Regions from separate parts of the Homo sapiens genome. Here region 1 is linked to region 2. A link is a loop called in an ENCODE intact Hi-C map of the cell type or tissue named here. Cell type or tissue: lower leg skin. All regions are shown on one strand. Each heading gives the region's core, and the rest is flanking DNA. Links, peaks and the distances in the headings are about the cores only. Region 1 overlaps STK32B (serine/threonine kinase 32B). Region 2 overlaps EVC (EvC ciliary complex subunit 1).

Evidence for each region. Peaks named below come from ENCODE experiments on the same cell type or tissue, not always from the same donor. Only the 100,000 strongest peaks of a DNase experiment are listed, where the experiment ranks them.
Region 1: it touches region 2 in a loop (2.9-fold over the local background); 1 of 110 quality-filtered maps calls a loop at or near these places.

Annotation. Positions count from the first base shown.
Region 1 is chr4:5,461,307-5,469,632 of GRCh38, reverse strand. It overlaps STK32B (serine/threonine kinase 32B), which reads right to left. Exons shown (of 12, transcript NM_018401.3): 10 at 2,799-2,930; 11 at 1,563-1,627. Among named protein-coding and RNA genes, the nearest start is that of LINC01587, 59 kb to the left of the region's middle. In lower leg skin, for the core only: no CTCF peak of the experiment used is centred there; DNase peaks (open chromatin) are centred at 3,412 and 5,262.
Region 2 is chr4:5,810,202-5,818,466 of GRCh38, reverse strand. EVC (EvC ciliary complex subunit 1) reads right to left here. Exons shown (of 21, transcript NM_153717.3): 20 at 8,017-8,128; 21 at 4,162-7,514. The coding sequence ends at 7,430. Among named protein-coding and RNA genes, the nearest start is that of CRMP1, 79 kb to the left of the region's middle. RefSeq lists an enhancer at 5,436-5,485. In lower leg skin, for the core only: no CTCF peak of the experiment used is centred there; no DNase peak of the experiment used is centred there.

The DNA of each region.
Region 1 (8,326 bases), core at 222-8,221, 350 kb after region 2:
AGTGAAAGGCTGCTGCCTCCTTTGCCTCCCCAGCATCGACTGGGACTGGGGCCCTGTCCTGCCCACTGGCCCATGGCTGGAACCCAAACACCCATCCCTGCCCCATCCCTCACCTCTCCTCACTCTCTAGGCCCTGCGGCAGCCATGCTGTCTTCCTTCTCTGTGCACTTTTCCTACTCCTGGAATGCCGCGTTTTCCCCTACATGTCCCTTAGGACTTGGCCCAGCACGCCACCTAGAGAACTTCCCCAACCACCCAGGCTGAGCCAGGTGTCTGCTGTGACATGCACTGCCCTGGGTGGCCCTTGGCCTTAGCACGTGTTTCCTGCGCTGTTAGCATCTGCTGAAAGCCAAAACGGTTGAATACTGGGGATTGCATAAGGGCCTGTAATCAATGATTTTTTGAGTCAATCAATATTTGAATCTCCTGGAGGGCAGGAAGCATCTCTGATTTGCCTCCACCAACCCAAAGCTTGGCTTAGTGTGGGTCCAATGGGGCTCATCGGCTGCCCCTGCTGGAGCCCCAGCTCTGACAAGTCAGCCACAGCCACAAATCCCCTAGATAATTTTTTTTTTTTTTTTTGAGACGGAGTCTTGCTCTGTCGCCCAGGCTGGAGTGCAGTGTGCGCGATCTCGGCTCACTGCAAGCTCTGCCTCCCGGGTTCACACCATTCTCCTGCCTCAGCCTCCCGAGTAGCTGGGACTACAGGTGCCCGCCACTGCGCACAGCTAACTTTTTGTATTTTTAGAAGAGACGGGGTTTCACCGTGGTCTCGATATCCTGACCTCGTGATCTGCCCGCCTCAGCCTCCCAAAATGCTAGAATTACAGGTGTGAGCCACCGCGCCCGGCCTCCTCTAGATATTATCATTGGCTGGAACCGAGCCTGAGGTGTCTGCCTGCTTTGTTGACCAGCCCCTTAGAGGGCAGTCCCATGGCCAGGGCACACCCCACCTAGCCCCTCCCAGATTCCCTGTGTCTCTTTTCCCATCCCAGGCTGCTGAGGTTCCAGCATCCCCCACCGACCTTACCCAAGTAAATATTAGTAACAATCGTCATTACCTTGCCGTGTTGAGAACCCCTTCCATACCAGGTGCTGCGGGACCACAGCCTCATTTAATTCTCACAGCCCCGCGTCTTAAGGAGGCCTCTCCACTGGGCTGATGCTGACCAGGAGGCTCAGGCAGGGCAAGGTCACTCTGCAGTGGCAGAGCCAGGACTTGGCCCCAGGCAACTTGACCCCAGCGCTCTTACTTTTCATCACAGTGAGCCTGCCTCTCCGCCTGTGTTCCTGTGTGCCCGCTCAGGGCTGCTGCAGCCTCCCCATTCTCATGGGAGCTCCCAGAGACTGGCTCAGGCCACACAGCAGAGGCAGGATCGGAGCCCTGTCTAATTCAAAATCCAGGAGTTTCACCCCCCACCAGAGCCCTGTGTCTCACCTCAGCGATACCTTCCCTTTTGTCGTCAAGGCCGGTTTGGGGGGCAGGGACTGTGATTCTGCCAGGAGGACCTTGGGTCACTTAGGACAGGCTTTGCCCAAGGGGGACAGTATGAAGGACTTACTTCTCTCTGTTGAATATGATGAATTCCTCCCGGACAGTCTCCAAACAGTGCTGCAGGTGTCCATTCTGTCAAAGAGCACAGAGGGGTGACTAAATGACAAAGCACGGTCCGGGGACGCGCGGTAATGGAGCATCACAGGACGGCAGACTGACCTAGATGGAAACCTCAGATGCTTGGGACCGGGACAAGCCAAGCTAAGTGTCTGGGGCTGACCCTGACTGCATGGGTGGCTGTGTCCAAAGGTAGCCTGGTGGACAAAGATGCTTTTCTCCACGTTAAGCCATGAAATCCAACTTAAAAGCCATGTTAGAATGGAATATGGGCTGAAATTCATGAGCTTATTTTCCTGACCACTTAAGGCCCACGTGAGGGGCATGGAAAACCAGAAATTCACAACCATGATGCCAGGGGCTCCACTTGCATAGGGGAGGGGGGTGTTGTGTGTTGAATTGTGTCCTCTGAAAGGTATCTTGAGTCCCAGCCCCCCAGTACTTATAAACATGACGTTATTTGGAAATAGAACCTTTACAGATGTAATCCAGTTAAGATGAAGTCACAGTGAATTAGGTAGGCCCTAAGACCAATGACTGGGGTCCTTATATGAAGGCCATATGAAGACATGCGAAGACACAGAGAATAAGGCCATGCAGTGACGGAGGGAGAGACTGGAACCATGCAGCTGCGAGCCAGCGAAGGACAAGGGGGCCGGCCGCCACTCGAAGCCTGGGGAGCCAAGGACGGCCCCTCCCCTATAGCCTTTGGAGAGAGCTGGGCTCTGCGGAGACCTTGAGTTTGGATTTCTGGCCTCCAGAACCGTGAGAGAATCAATGTGGGTTGTTTTAAGCCACCTAGCTTGTGGCAGCCCCAGGAAACGAATACAGAGGCCCACAGAGGCAAAGTGCCCAGGACCCACAAAAGTCATCGTGCAGCCCTGGGGGCCTCTGCGGTACAAAATCTTTCTCAAGGGCGCAGTGGGACCGCTGGGTCCCTCCCCCTGCCTTAGAGCTACACAAGCTTCCTGCTGTAGGAATAGCGCTCAAGGAATGCCAGGAGTGTGAATGCCTTACTTCACTCTTTCCCCCTACTTGTTTGATAGTAGCATTTTATTTACTGCAAAATAAGGAAATTGGAAGGGAGGATTGAAATGTCCCCTTTTTGCTAAACAGTGGCCTGGCTCAGTCATTTCCCTATGAGCACAGGATTTCTCTCCCGGAACGGCTCCCACGAAGCACTCACCAGCGGGCAGCTGTCCTTTGTGCCATCCCTGGATCTGTTCTTTGCCAATCGCTTCTTCTTTTTGTGAAGTGGCTTGGATTCTAGAATCATCTCTTCAAGCTCAAATGTGGGATCGCAGTTCAACCTCCCTTTCTAAAGGGGAGTAGAAAAGAAAACATGGTCTGTCTGCGTTCCACCCATCACTGAATTTTCTTTTCATTAATTCAACCATTCATTCATTCAACAAGTAATGATGAACTTACTCTTGTTGGATACACGGGTTACCTTTGTTTCTGTTTTCTGATGATAAAAAGCAACACGTTCTCACTGTACACATCATATATTTACACATAGTCCCCCTGGGGCAACCGCACTCCTGTTAACATCCAGGTATTTCCTTAGGCCCCTTTCTATGCCTGTTTTTCATACTAGGCTGAGTTCAGTTTTCGAATCTGATTTTTTCACTTATTATTTTATCCTATGCACATTGTCCTGTCATTACTATCTTTTTTATAAAAATCATTCTAAATAACTTAAGAATACAATTTCAGCTCAAAATCTGCCCAACTTCCTGCCCTGGTTCCCTGCTCCGTACCCCCGCCTCCCGCCCCCTGGCAGCTAGAGTCAGCTGACCCTCCGGCCTGGCCCTGCTCCTGGCCAGGGGCTCCTCCCGCTGTGGTCAGGAGGAATTTAGGTCTCCCTGACTTCTGGGCCTTGGACCCAGATTCCTGGTAGCCACTTTCATTCCTCAGCTGTAGCCCAGATGATGGCCCCAGGTGCCGGTCCCCAAAGGCAATGCAGCCCGGTGGCTATAACAGCAGCTTTGGCGCGCACAGGGGAAAAATCCCAGTTCTGCTACTTCCTGATCTTGTAAGTTTCATGACTTCCTTGGGACTCAGTTCATTAGCTGTAAAGTTTGGGTAACAATAATTCCCATATAGGGAATTAATAATATAATATCTATAAAGTACTCCAAGTAGGGCCAGGCATGAAGCAAGTCCTCCCTACAGTGGTGGTCCCTGGGCCTGTTAGGACCTGGGCCTGCTGTGACCTGGCCAAGAAGGAGAGAGGCGAGGCACAGCCTTGAGGTCAGCCAGCCTTGCCACTGGGCCCTGTGTCCTCTCCTTTTACCTGCGTGATGCTGAGGGAGATTCATAACCTCTCTCTGCCTCAGTTTCCTCATCATTGTGAAATATGGCAGGCTCAGAGTTTGTTGAGGGATCAGATGATAAGAGTTTGCCAAGCTTCCAGAACGGTGGATGCCTGACCATGGTGGCCGTTCCACAACTGGCCATTCCCTCTGCTTCTCTGCTGTCCCCTCACCTCCCTAGGATTCCTGGCCTTGAACCCAATTTACAAGAAAGGGTCTTGCTACCTAAAGCTGAACTTGTCTTGGCCATGCTCCCTAATCTGCTTGATGCCAGCCAGTGCCTTTGCCATGACCTGGGGGCAGGAGGAAGACAGGGACTTTGCAGACAGAACTGGGGAAAGTCCTGGCTTCCCTAACTCCCAGGAACTCCCTAAACCTCTATGGGCCTCAGTTTCCATATTGTAAGATGAGGGCACTAGTGCAAGTCTGTGAGGCTGACATGAGAAAATGCAAGAAAAGCTCCTAGCCCAGCCCCTGCCACACAGGAGTTGCCCAATAAATGTTACCGAGTTGTTGTCACTGTGTCATTCGTGGGCTAATGGAGTGGAGTCCTATGTCCTTTGCCCCTTGCTTTCTCAGTCCTAGAGGCTGGGCCTCATCCTTTCTGTTGTGACCTGCTGTGGACCCTCCTTGGGTTCGCGGTACCAATGGCCTCTCCCTTCCCCTGCCTGGCACTGGGCTTTGTCCATCATCACCAACTCCTGGAACTCAACTATGATCACCTTCCCTGATTTCACACATCTGTCCTCCAGAAGTTGCCCTCCCCTAAGGAGCAAGTTGAATCTCAGGCCCAGGTCTCTCCAGACCTGTTTTACCTGCCACTCATTCATTCATTCATTCGTTCATAAATATGCAGGCTCTGCCTTGTTTTGCCTGCCACTCATTCATTCATTCATAAAAATGCAGGTTCTGGATCTAGACCATCTGAATTCAAACTCTCAATTTCTCACTGAGAAATCTTGGGCAAGTTGCCTAACCTTGCTGAGAATGCCATTAACAGGATCCACTGCCCAGGACTGGTGTGAAGCTGACACAAGATAAGTCACACAAAGTTATCAGAACAATGGCAGGTACACAGAACACGCTCAGACCTGTTGGCCATCATCATTCGTTCATTCACGTGACAAGCACACACTTAGGCCTTCTAGTGCCTTCTATTGTCACCCATTGTTCTGGGGTCTGGCTCAGGCAGAGAGAGGTCAGCCAACACTTCGCGGCCCTCACCCTCCGAAGCTCCCAGCAGGATGGCAGGCGCACTGCGACAGAGTGTTCTCACCACTGATGTATCCCTAGGCACTCGTGCAGAGGGTTGCAGGAGAGGCTGAGGCCTGCTCTGTGCAGGGAGGTGGTGGCGCTGGCTGGGAATGTCCCAGAGGAGGCCAAGCTTGGGCTTGTCTTTCCTTCAGAAGGTGACATAACTTGCCTGTCCCCTGCAAATCTCATGTTGAGATGTAATTCCCAGTTTGGGAGGTGGGGCCTGGTGGGAGGTGTTTGGTTCATGGGGACGGATCCCTCATGGCTAGGTGCTGTCCTCACAATAGTGAGTGAGCTCTGGTGAGACATCTGGTAGTTTAAGAGCGTGTGGCACCCCCCACCCCCACTGCTGTTCCTGCTCCTGCCACGTGACACACCTGCTCTTGCTTCACCTTCCGCCCTGACTGGAAGCTCCCTGATGCCTCCCCAGAAGCAAAGCTGATGCAGGTGCCATGCTTCCTGTACAGCCCGCAGGACTGTAAGCCAGTTAAGCCTCTCTTCTTTATAAATTACCCAACCTCAGTTATTCCTTTATAGCAATGCAAGAATGGCCTAATACAGAAGGCTTCTGCTGAGACTGGCAACTGGGCCAGTCCTTGCTTTATGCTGTCTTGAAGGAGGGGTAGGAGACTGCCTTGTGGACAAGGAGAGGAAGGGATCCCCGGAAGAGAAAGCGGCCTGTGCAAGGTTCCAGCTAGGAGACAGCACAGCCAGAGGGGAGGCTACAGACCTGTGGGTGGGGCTGAGGCTCACTGCCCTGTAGGTGGGCATGTGGTAGGGGGCTTGCTTGTGTGTGTGTGTGTTTGTATGGGAGTGTGCATGTGTGTGAAGGTGTGTGTGGGTGAGTATATATGTGAATGCATGTGCTTGTGTAGGATGAGTAGGTATGTGTGTGAGACTGTGTGTGGGGGCACGTGTGCATATGTGTGTGGGGGAATGAGTGTGCATGTGTGTCTATGTGTGAGTGTGACTGAGTGTGTGAGTGTGCATCAGTGTGTGGGTGTGTGCAGGAGAGGGGCTGAGGAGGAGCAGCAGGCCAGGGTGCTGCAAAGGCAGGCACCTGCCAACAGGCTCAGGCACACAATATGGCAAAGCCACAGGCTGACCCCAGATGCCCCCCAGGGCATCCCAGCACACAGCCTCAGGGAAGGCTCAGACAGCACTCGAGGAAGTGCTAATTAGGCAATTTGTGCCTGATGTGCAGGACTGCATCGAGATTCTTAGCCTTCGCCAGTCTCACCCTGAGTTTGGCAGATCAGAGCCTGTGAAGAAGGCGGGCATATTTCTCTGGACTGTCCAAAATGTGCATTAGGAAGGAAGTCAGCCACGGGAATGCGCGCAGAGCAGAGGCTTTGGAAGCCTCCGGGCTCTACTCCCCAGGCTCTGTGAGGGTCCTGGTTTCTCATCGGATCTGTGAAGAACTAGGGTGCAGCCGCCTGAGGTCACAGAGACGGCAGAAGAGACCCAAACCTTTACTCCCGGCTCAGCAGAGCCTGCGGGTCTCCTTCCGAGGGCCCTGCCCTGTGGTTTATTTTCTGTCTTTGTAGGTTTATTGGCTTATGGCTCCACAAAACCCTACCCTTGTGGTTGTCAACTGGGAACAACTTTATCCTCAGGGGATGCTTGGCAATGTCTGGAGACATTTTTGTTTGCACAACAGAGGGGATGCTACTGGCATCTCATGAGTACAGTCCCGGGGTGCTGCTCAACACTGTACAAGGCAAAGGACAGTCCCCCATCCCAGAGTGGTCCCTCCCCAAAGGTCGACCCGCAGTGGGGGCTGTGCACTGTTGTCTGTAAGCTCCCTGGCAGCCCTGGGGCTGTTTTCTTCCCAGGGGTCCAGCTCCTGTGCAGCACAGTGCTGGTGGGTGTAGGTGTTTGGGGGACACAGATGGTGACAGTAAGGTCTGTGCTTTTCACTTTCTCATTGGCCAGCGGAATAGGGTGGGAAATGGGATGCAGACTGCCTGCCCCCAGCATTGAGCCATTGCCCCCGCAGCTGCCCCTGCCGGCCCCAAGGCACACTTGCACACCACACACACACACAGATGCACACACACACACAGATGCACAGGCACACACAGACATATAGGCACACACACAGGCACACGGACACATATAGACATACAGACACACAGACACACAAGCAGGTACACACACACAGACACATACACACACACACATACAGACACAAAAACAGAGGCACACACACGCAGATACACAGGCACACATAGACATATAGGCACACACACCACGGGCATGCACACAGACATACAGACGTACAGACACACAGACACATGGGTACACACAAATGCACTGGCATGCACACACAGATGCACAGGCATACACACAGACACACTTCCACACATACCCACACAGGCACACAGAGCTCCCAGTTGGCCAAGTGAAACCCTAAAATAATTATATTGGGAGAACAGCAGAGAGCTCTACCTGAACAGCCACTCTATGCTAAGCCTGCCCTGGACACTTTGTCCCCATGGCCTGTTCCCACAGCAGTCCGAGGGGTGTCTGAAGAGCCAGGGAGCTTTCTGAACTCAGAGGCAGCACCATGTCCACTCTGGGGTCAAGGAAGCCTTCCAGCCGGGCAGATTCCCTAAGGTTAGGCAGGTCTGGGCGGGCAGAAGGAGGTCCAGGCAGTGGGAACGGCACATGGCCAGGCCTGGAAGAATGAAGGACGAAGCCCTGTGCGACCTGCCATTCCATAGCCTGTCTGGAGCCCTGCCTGCGAGGGAAGTGGGGAGAAAGGTGGGCTCAGGGGAGAGCAGGGCCAGCCCTGGACCAGGTGAACTGGCTAAGCAGGTGGGGATGCAACGCTGCTCACAGGGAGAGGACGGGAACAGATGAGCATCAGCCAGGCTTGGCTTCGGTTGGATTCAGTGGTGAACACTGGGCAGGCTGGGGAGGGTCTGTGTTCAGAAACGTGCGTGTGCGCTGCTACCACGGTTTGTGAAAAAGGTCTGGAAGCCTGGCACTCTTGGAGAAACTGATGTGGGGAGACATTATTTTTGCACCAAAAGGAGTGACGGAAGTCTTTAAAATAATCTGACATGAAACACTAGCCAGGGACGTCTGAGGCTCCCCAGGAACCAGCCTAGAAATCTCTTGCCTTCCAGGCTGGAGTCTC
Region 2 (8,265 bases), core at 266-8,265:
CATAAGTCTCTTGCCATGGCCAATTTCAACCTATCGACATTAAGTAAATGAGTTTGGAATCCAGACCACTTAACTGTTGGCTCTGATGTCCCAGGAAGGGGTGGTTCTGGCCCCTCTGCATTTGTTGGTGTATTAGTCTGTTCTCACTCTGCTGATAAAGACATACCCAAGACTGGGTAATTTATAAAGAAAAAGAGGTTTAATGGACTCACAGTTCCACGTGGCTAGAACTTCACAATCATGGCAGAAGGCACGTCTTCATGATGGCAGGCAAGAGAGAGAATGAGAACCAAGTGAAAATGGTTTCCCCTTCTAAACCATCAGACCTCTTGAGACTTATTCACTACCACAAGAACAGTATGGGGGGAAACTGCCCCCATGATTCAATTATCTCCCACCAGGTCCCTCCCACATCACGGAATTATGGGAGCTACAATTCAAGATGAGATTTGGGTGGGGACACAGCCAAACCACATCAGTTGGTTTGTCTATCTTTGCCTCCAGATTGCATATTGACTCTTAAAAAGTGAGACAGAATGGGCAAGGTCTTTGCACATACTTTTCCTTCATCTACGTAAAGCCAAACCATTTTCAGATGTCACCAGTAGGGTCTACCATGTTCTAGCCCCCAGGGTTGGTCTGGCCACCTTGATCATAGACAGTGGACAAGAGAAGGTGCTACCCTTATCCTGGGGCCAAATCTCTATAGACTCAACAGAGCTACTCTTCTGACGTAAGTGCGTAACCCTCCTCTGTGTTACTCTTTCCAAGGCAGAGTGTGGCCGTGATGCCCATTGACAGTGTCATTTGCCTAAAGGTTCATTCCAATCAAGTCCATTTATGAAGTGAAAAACCATGAAAAGAAGTTTCCTAAGCAAAAGGGGCTCTTAGCAAGTTGAACTTTCTATTTTTCTCTTAGTGCAGACCTGCAGAGATTTTAGAGGAAAAGACACAGGGGCCCTGGTGCACCTGGCTTCAGAGTAAAGCCTCTCACTGGTAGTCTGTTCCCAAGAGGAGGAAAGCTGTGGCATGGCTGTGCGTCCAGAGTCCATCTGGGAATTTTCTGGGAGATCTATCAAACCACTTAGGCAGCCTGGCTATCCATTATGCCTGGATGTGGACTTCAAAGTCTTTCCCTATCAGACGGGAGCCAAACACCACGTGGGTAGCTTGGGGTCCCAGCTTGCAATGGACAAGAGCCCCGACACGGTGCAGGAAGCCTCTATAGCCACTGCCCTCCCCCATCCAGGCCACTGTATTTGGAAGGAAGAATGTCGACCAGGACCTCCATGACTCCAGTTTCATAGCAAAAAAGAACACTCCGTATCCCAACGTTCACTTGTAGCCATGTGGGCAAATGCCTGGTGCAGGGGATTTCTCCTGGGCCAGGCGGCCCTGTGACCTTTAGGCTGGGGCCTCAGCCTCACTGATTCCTTCTCCCAACCTGCCCTGCCTTTGCCCAGAGCATGACGGAGGCAGCTAAGTGGTTTCCAGAGAAAGGAGAACATGGACAGGAGTCAGTTCTCTAGGGTTGCCTGGGCCCAGAGTTCTCAGGAGGTTGAAGGGTCAACTAAGCCTGAGACGGCAAGTGCCTTGGTCCACGTCCTCTGAGACGCAGACACTGAGCCAGGATTAGATGTGGGCAAGATGTGTACTGGGGGACATATCTGTGAGGCAAAATGAGGAGAGAGCCAGAGGAGGCAGAGCCCACAGATTTGCGATGCAGCTGACAGCCCCATGATGGAGGGAGAGAGGGAGGGGAGAGAGGGGAGAAGGGAAGGGAGGGAGGGAAGGGAGAGAGGGGAAGGAGGGAGGGAAGGGAGAGAGGGGAAGGAGGGAGGGAGAAAAGAAGGACAGAGGGGGTAAGGAAAGAAGGGAGGGAGGGGAGGAAGGGAGTGAAGAGAGGGTAGAAAGGAGGGAGGGAGGCAAGACTCTGGTGCTGCACAGTTCTACATCTCAGCAGGTAGAGCAAGAAGTCCTGGGGCCCAGGCTGTCCTCTGGAGGAGCCCTGTCATGTGGGCTAAGGAGGCCTCCACATCCCTGCCTCTTGCAGGCACTGGGAGCACCCTGCAGGAAGTGTGGCCTCCATGCTCACGCAGGGAAGGATTTCTGAGCACGGCAGGAAATCCCAAGGATGTTGGTCGTTTTTGCTCCTTGCCGTTGGGGACCCAAGAGGTACATGTTCATGGCCACCACAGCCAGAACAAGGCGGATGAAGAGCTCACCTCAGACTAAGTCCAGCGGCTGGACTGCAGGCTATGTCGGTGGGCAGGAGGTGCATCAGGAAGTGGACCAAGTCCATCAGCGGGAGCCCAGTGGGGAAAAAACAGATCCCCAGGCCTCCTGTCCAATCTGCTGACTCAGAATCTCTGGGATGGGGCTAAGAATGTTGTTTTTAATGAGCCCCTGGGTAATGCTGACACACAGCCAAATCTATAAGCCATGGGGGGAAAATAGTATTCCTGGCCTCCCTCCCTCCCTCCTTCCTTTCCAATCCATACACCACAGGAGGAAAGTATATACTCAGCGTTCCTCCCTCCCTTCCTTCCAAACCAGTTGCCACAGGAGGAAAGGAATATTCCCAGGCCTCCCTCCCTTCCTTCCACCAGGTGACCATGAATGCCTGTTATATGCCAGGTGGCATGTGGCCGGTCAATGGTGTACATTCCAGGGGGGACGTCAGGTGCGAATCAAATGATTACTCAAAGCACCGAACTGCACACTCTGTTAAGGGCTATAGAGGAAACATTTAGGGGAGAATAATCCCATCTCCCACTCCTCTGGTTTCCATAGAGGGAGGGGCTTCCACTCTCTGGGGGACAGCACAAGGGACTTCCCTGGCCCCTCTCCCTCTCTCTTTTATTCTTCTCTGGGGAGGAGGAGAAATACCTGATTGGCCAGTCTGGGAAGGATCACTCCCAAGACAGTGCCTGCCTCTGGATCGATTCGTTCCCCCTATAAATCACGCTTTACCCTCTAAACGGCCACATTTCCCCCATTTCCCGTCTCCCTATGAGGGTGTGGAAGCACCTGGACCTCACTGGTTTGTGGGGTCATCACTCTCCTGCAATTCCCCATGCCATGCACGTTACGTTGGAATGCTTTTCTTTTTCCTATTGGTCTGCCTTTGGTCAATTGTTTCTCAAGGAGCCTTCGTAGGGTGGAGGAAAAGCTTGCCCTCTGTGCCCCACAGCTGATTCACTGTAAAGCTCATGGAGCTCACACTTCTGCCACCTGTGCACAGACCCCACCGAGACCCGGGAGTGGGCTTAGCCACGGGTTCACTGACACATTCCTTACAGTTTACAATGCCACAGTCAGATCTTTTAGCTGCAATCCTTAAGACCACTGTTCCCTTTCCTGCTGATGCCACTGCATATCAGGTGACACTAGGGAGGCCTGGGACATTTGGAGGATCTGGGTAAGGGCCAGTTGAGTTGGGTTTAGTGGGATTGTTTATGTGGGTCTCACTGTACACCTCTGTGTATAGTGATGAACTTGGACAAGAAATAAAGGAAGGTTATTTATATGCTCCCCCACCGACCTCACCCCAGTCCCAGCAGCAAAGAACACAGGACCTAGAATCTAAGGGGGGCCCTGATGTTGTTCAGGGTTGGGGGCAGAGGGGGATCTCTGGAGATGTGAGTCCTGACTCCATGTGAGGAGTGGCTAGGAGCCACTGGGCAGAGGGCTGGGGAGGGGGGCAGGGGTCTTCCAGAAAGAATGCACATCATGAGCAAAGGCCCAGTGGGGGGCAGGGGTGTGGCCCATGTGAGGCCATGAGAGAAGACAGGGACCAGGTGCAGAGTGAAGGGGAAGGGCATCTGCTAGGCCGCAGGGGTGGGCTCAGCCTAGACCTCTCTGAGCCTCATGGTCCATGGTAAAGATCTGGCTTTTTCTCCTAAGAGCCAGGGAACGCCGCCCATAAGGCCAGGCAGATTTGCGTTGGAGAACATGTGATGGGCGGATGGCAGGGGCAGGAGAGGCTTCTGTGGCAACAGCAAGATCAGCACCGCCCTGGCCAGGGCCTCAGAAGGAATGTGGTGCAGAACGTGACCCCTGGTTGGCCAGGAGGGTCCTGGGAGAGTGCACTCACCCTGGGGGAGTACAAAAAACCGTGCTGGCTTCATCCTGCGGTCTCAAGTACAGGTCAGAGGGTGCTATTTTCACCAAAGAATTAAATCATGAGTTCATCATAATACATCATCTCTCATGGTCCCCTTCCAAATCCACATCCATCCATCACCATAACAGCCCACAGCCCATAATAAGTGGGGATGGTAACCAAAATGGAGGCAGGGTACCTGCGAGGCATCCTGGGGCTGCACTGCTGATCCTCTTCTCTCTCCCCTGGCCCTGAGTGCTGCCTTCATGTGGCTCAGCCCTTCCGTCCTTCAAGCCTTCATCAGCTTCAGGGCAGCCCCGAGTCTGTGCCCAGGTACACTGGCTAAAATGCAGTGTCTTCCAAATAGCCATATCTCATTTTAATCAGGGAGCAATTCCAGCATGGAAGTCCCCATCATGCTCCTGCTGGCAGGTACAGGTGCCAGTTTGTGACGGATGAAAGCACCGACAGCCCACGCGTCTTCATCATGGAGGCCTGTGCCCCAGACTGTGCCCAGCACAACAGCTGGGCGGCAAGGGTGGGCCAGGGTCGAGCAAATGACACGTTCCCTTTGGCTAAGGAAGACACCCCAGAAGCAAAATGCTCCATGCGACAGCCAGGCATTCAGGCTACAAGCTCGGTGGCGGGGAGGCAGCCGGGAGCCTTCTCAGAGGAGAAGGGTCCCGTGATCATTCCACAGATGCTTTCAGAGCTCTGGGCTCAGGGTAACCGACCAATTATGGTGCTGCCAGAGGGCCTGCATTTACTATACACACGTCACAAAATCAGGCTTCCCCGGGAGGAGCCATCGGACTCTGTGCAGAGGGCCCATGTGACAATATAAAAGTGATTTCTGGCCGGGCGCGGTGGCTAACGCCTAATCTCAGCACTTTGGGGAGGCCGAGGCAGGTGGACGATGAGGTCAGGAGTTCGAGAGCAGCCTGGCCAGTATGGTGAAACCCCGTCTCTACTAAAATAAAATACAAAAAAGATTTAGCCAGGCGTGGTGGCACACGTCTGTAGTCCCAGCTACTGGGGAGGCTGAGGCAGGAAAATCGCTTGAACCCGGGAGATGGAGATTGCCATGAGCCGAGATCACGCCACTGCACTCCAGCCTGGGCAAAAGTGATTTCTATGCAAAGCAGGTTTTAAGAATATTGCACCAAGGAAGCCATAGCTTTGCACAACTCCATGGAATAACCAAGTTTTTTAGTGAACCACAAGAGGGAGCTGTTGGTTAACTTTGGAGAGCCCACTGGCTGATGGGTGAGGAACTGAAGGAAGCGCTCTGATGATTAAGTTTTGGCCACTGGGAAGGAGTCACTTGTTTCTAAGAGAGTCTATTTCAGGTTTTAAGAAATGAAAAGTCACAAATGACCCTGAAAATTCCTGAGATAGGGGCTCCCAGAGCCAGAGGGCTCACTAGGTTCTGGGGATTTTTGGACGTATCCACGGCTATGTCCTGGATTAGACCAGGGCAAGGCACCCTTTGACTCAGCACAGTGGGTGATAACCCCATGGACACGGGGCAGTGTCTGGAGACATCCTTGGTTGCCACGAATGGTGGGAGTGCTGGCATCTGGTGGGCAGAGACCAGGGACACTGGAACATCCTGTGATGCTCTGGGCAGCTCCTTCCCCTGAAGAATGATCTCGCCCGGTATGTTCACAGTGCTGAGGGTGACAGTCCCTAACCTCCATCAAAGGAGCAATTTTCCCTCCAGGTGGGAACGGCCTCTCCTGGCTGTGGTGAGAGGGGCTGGTCTGGAAGTTTCTCTCCAGGTGGGAAAGGCCTCTCCTGGCTGTGGTGTGAAGGGCTGGTCTGGAAGCTTCTCTCCAGGCAGGAACGGCCTCTCCTGGCTGTGGTGTGTGGGGCTGGTCTGAAAGTTTCTCTCCAGGCAGAAAAGGTCTCTCCTGGCTGTGGTGTGAGGAGCTGGCCTGAAGCTTCTCTCCAGGCGGGAAAGGCCTCTCCTGGCTGTGGTGTGAGGGGCTGGTCTGGAAGTTCCTCTCCCGGTGGGAAAGGCCTCTTCTGGCTGTAGTGAGAGGGCTGGTCTGGAAGTTTCTCTCCCGGTGGGAAAGGCCTCTCCTGGCTGTGGTGTGAGGGGCTGGTCTGGAAGTTTCTCTCCCGGTGGGAAAGGCCTCTCCTGGCGGTGGTGTGAGGGGCTGGTCTGGAAGTTTCTCTCCAGGTGAGAAAGGCCCCTCTTGGCTGTGGTATGAGGGGCTGGTCTGGAAGTTTCTCTCCAGGTGGGAAAGGCCTCTCCTGGCTGTGGTGTGAGGGGCTGGTCTGGAAGCTTCTCTCCAGGTGGTAAAGGCCTCTCCTGGCTGTGGTGAGAGGGGCTGGTCTGGAAGTTTCTGTCCAGGTGGGAAAGGCCTCTCCTGGCTGTGGTGTGTGAGAGGCTTGTCCGGAAGTTTCCAGGCGGGAAAGGCCTCTCCTGGCTGTAGTGAGAGGGCTGGTCTGGAAGTTTCTCTCCAGGCTGGAAAGGCTTCTCTTGGCTGTGGTGTGAGGGGCTGGTCTGGAAGTTTCTCTACCGGTGGGAAAGGCCTCTCCTGGCTGTGGTGAGAGGGGATGGTCTGGAAATTTCTCTCCAGGTGAGAAAGGCCCCTCTTGGCTGTGGTATGAGGGGCTGGTCTGGAAGTTTCTCTCCAGGTGGGAAAGGCCCCTCCTGGCTGTGGTGTGTGAAGGGCTGGTCTGGAAGCTTCTCTCCAGATGGGAAAGGCCTCTTCTGGGTGTGGTGAGAGGGCTGGTCTGGAAGTTTCTGGATGCTCTCAGCATCTATCAGGGAGAGCAGGTGCCCCCATGACATCTCTCTGCACGGGCAGGGTGTCTACTGTCCGGAAGAAGCCCCTCCCCAGGTGAAGTGAGGGTTGGGCCACACCCTCTTCCTCATATTCTAAGTGTCCTCAGAGAATACATTTCTGCAGGTGTCATTATGTATCTGTGTGTCCTCAGCCCCAGATGGGCCCAGACAGGCCTTTGGGCCAGGGATTCCAGAGTCTGCATCAGGGGTCCTTGGCCTGAGGCTCGGACCCCTCAAGACGTCCCTCCTTGGGGAGAAAGATCCATGAGGCATCGAGCCAGGGCTCCAAGCCAAATGAAATGCAAACTCACAGAGACGTGTTTCCAAGACGGGAATGCCTAATTTTCTCAGGTGATACTCATTTATGCTTTTAGGGCACATTTCTATTCTTTCTCTGTCCCTCTCAGAAGAGCCTAGAGATGCCGCTGTCCTCTCCGTCCTCGCTGCCTCTCAGCACTGCAGGAGGGAAGGTGGAATTCACACCCAGACCCAGGGCTTCAGGTCTTGTCCCACCGACTGGTCTTAAACTACAAGTTGCTTCTTCTCTTTAGCATCTTCTTTGAGTTCCCACTGTCCCCAGCTTCACTTTCTTGCTGACTCAGCCTTTTGCTGCTTAAAACAGAGAAGAAAGGCAGCCAGTTAGAACGCTGACTCCATGCCCATCATGATGCCATAACTTACCCAATCGGATTAAATGAAAATGCAGCCAAAGGTGATCAAAACAATTTTTACTTTGACATGGGTTGTTAAGAAACCAATAAAACCCGTTTCCCTCCTTGGGTAGGAGGTCATCCAAGTGCCATGACCACAGCCATCCCTGGTCAAAGAAGGGACTGCCCAACACTTCAGGCTGGATGCCAATGGGGTGTGGAGGTAGGTCAAGGCTCATCTGGCCAAATGAGACACAAACAGGAAGGGTAACAGCCATGTGGCACCCCTGGTATCATCATGGCTTACTGCCCACAAATTACGTTCATATCTGTCATTTCTTGAACCTTCACATTTAATGCCTCTGAGGGGACTGATGATTTTCCTGCCCTGACTTTTGGCACACAGCAGCTGAGTGCATTTACCAAACCCAGCCACAGGCAACAGGTCCGGGGCCCAGTCATACCTGAGTGAGCCTGAGGTCTGGTCCCCGGAGGCAAGGTCCTCATTGTTGGGCACCCCCAGGTCCCCTCTTTCCTGGGGCAGGGGCTTCTTCCTTTTAGTCCTTAGGGGCTTCTCTGTAGAGGACAGATGAACCCAGGCATGGCTCTGTGACTTTAGACAAGTGACAACTTCTTGCAGCCTCACACCAACCCAGCCTGACATTTTTGAGCATGTTGTGTGGGCCAAGTGTATGCTTGGTATCTTATGCTAT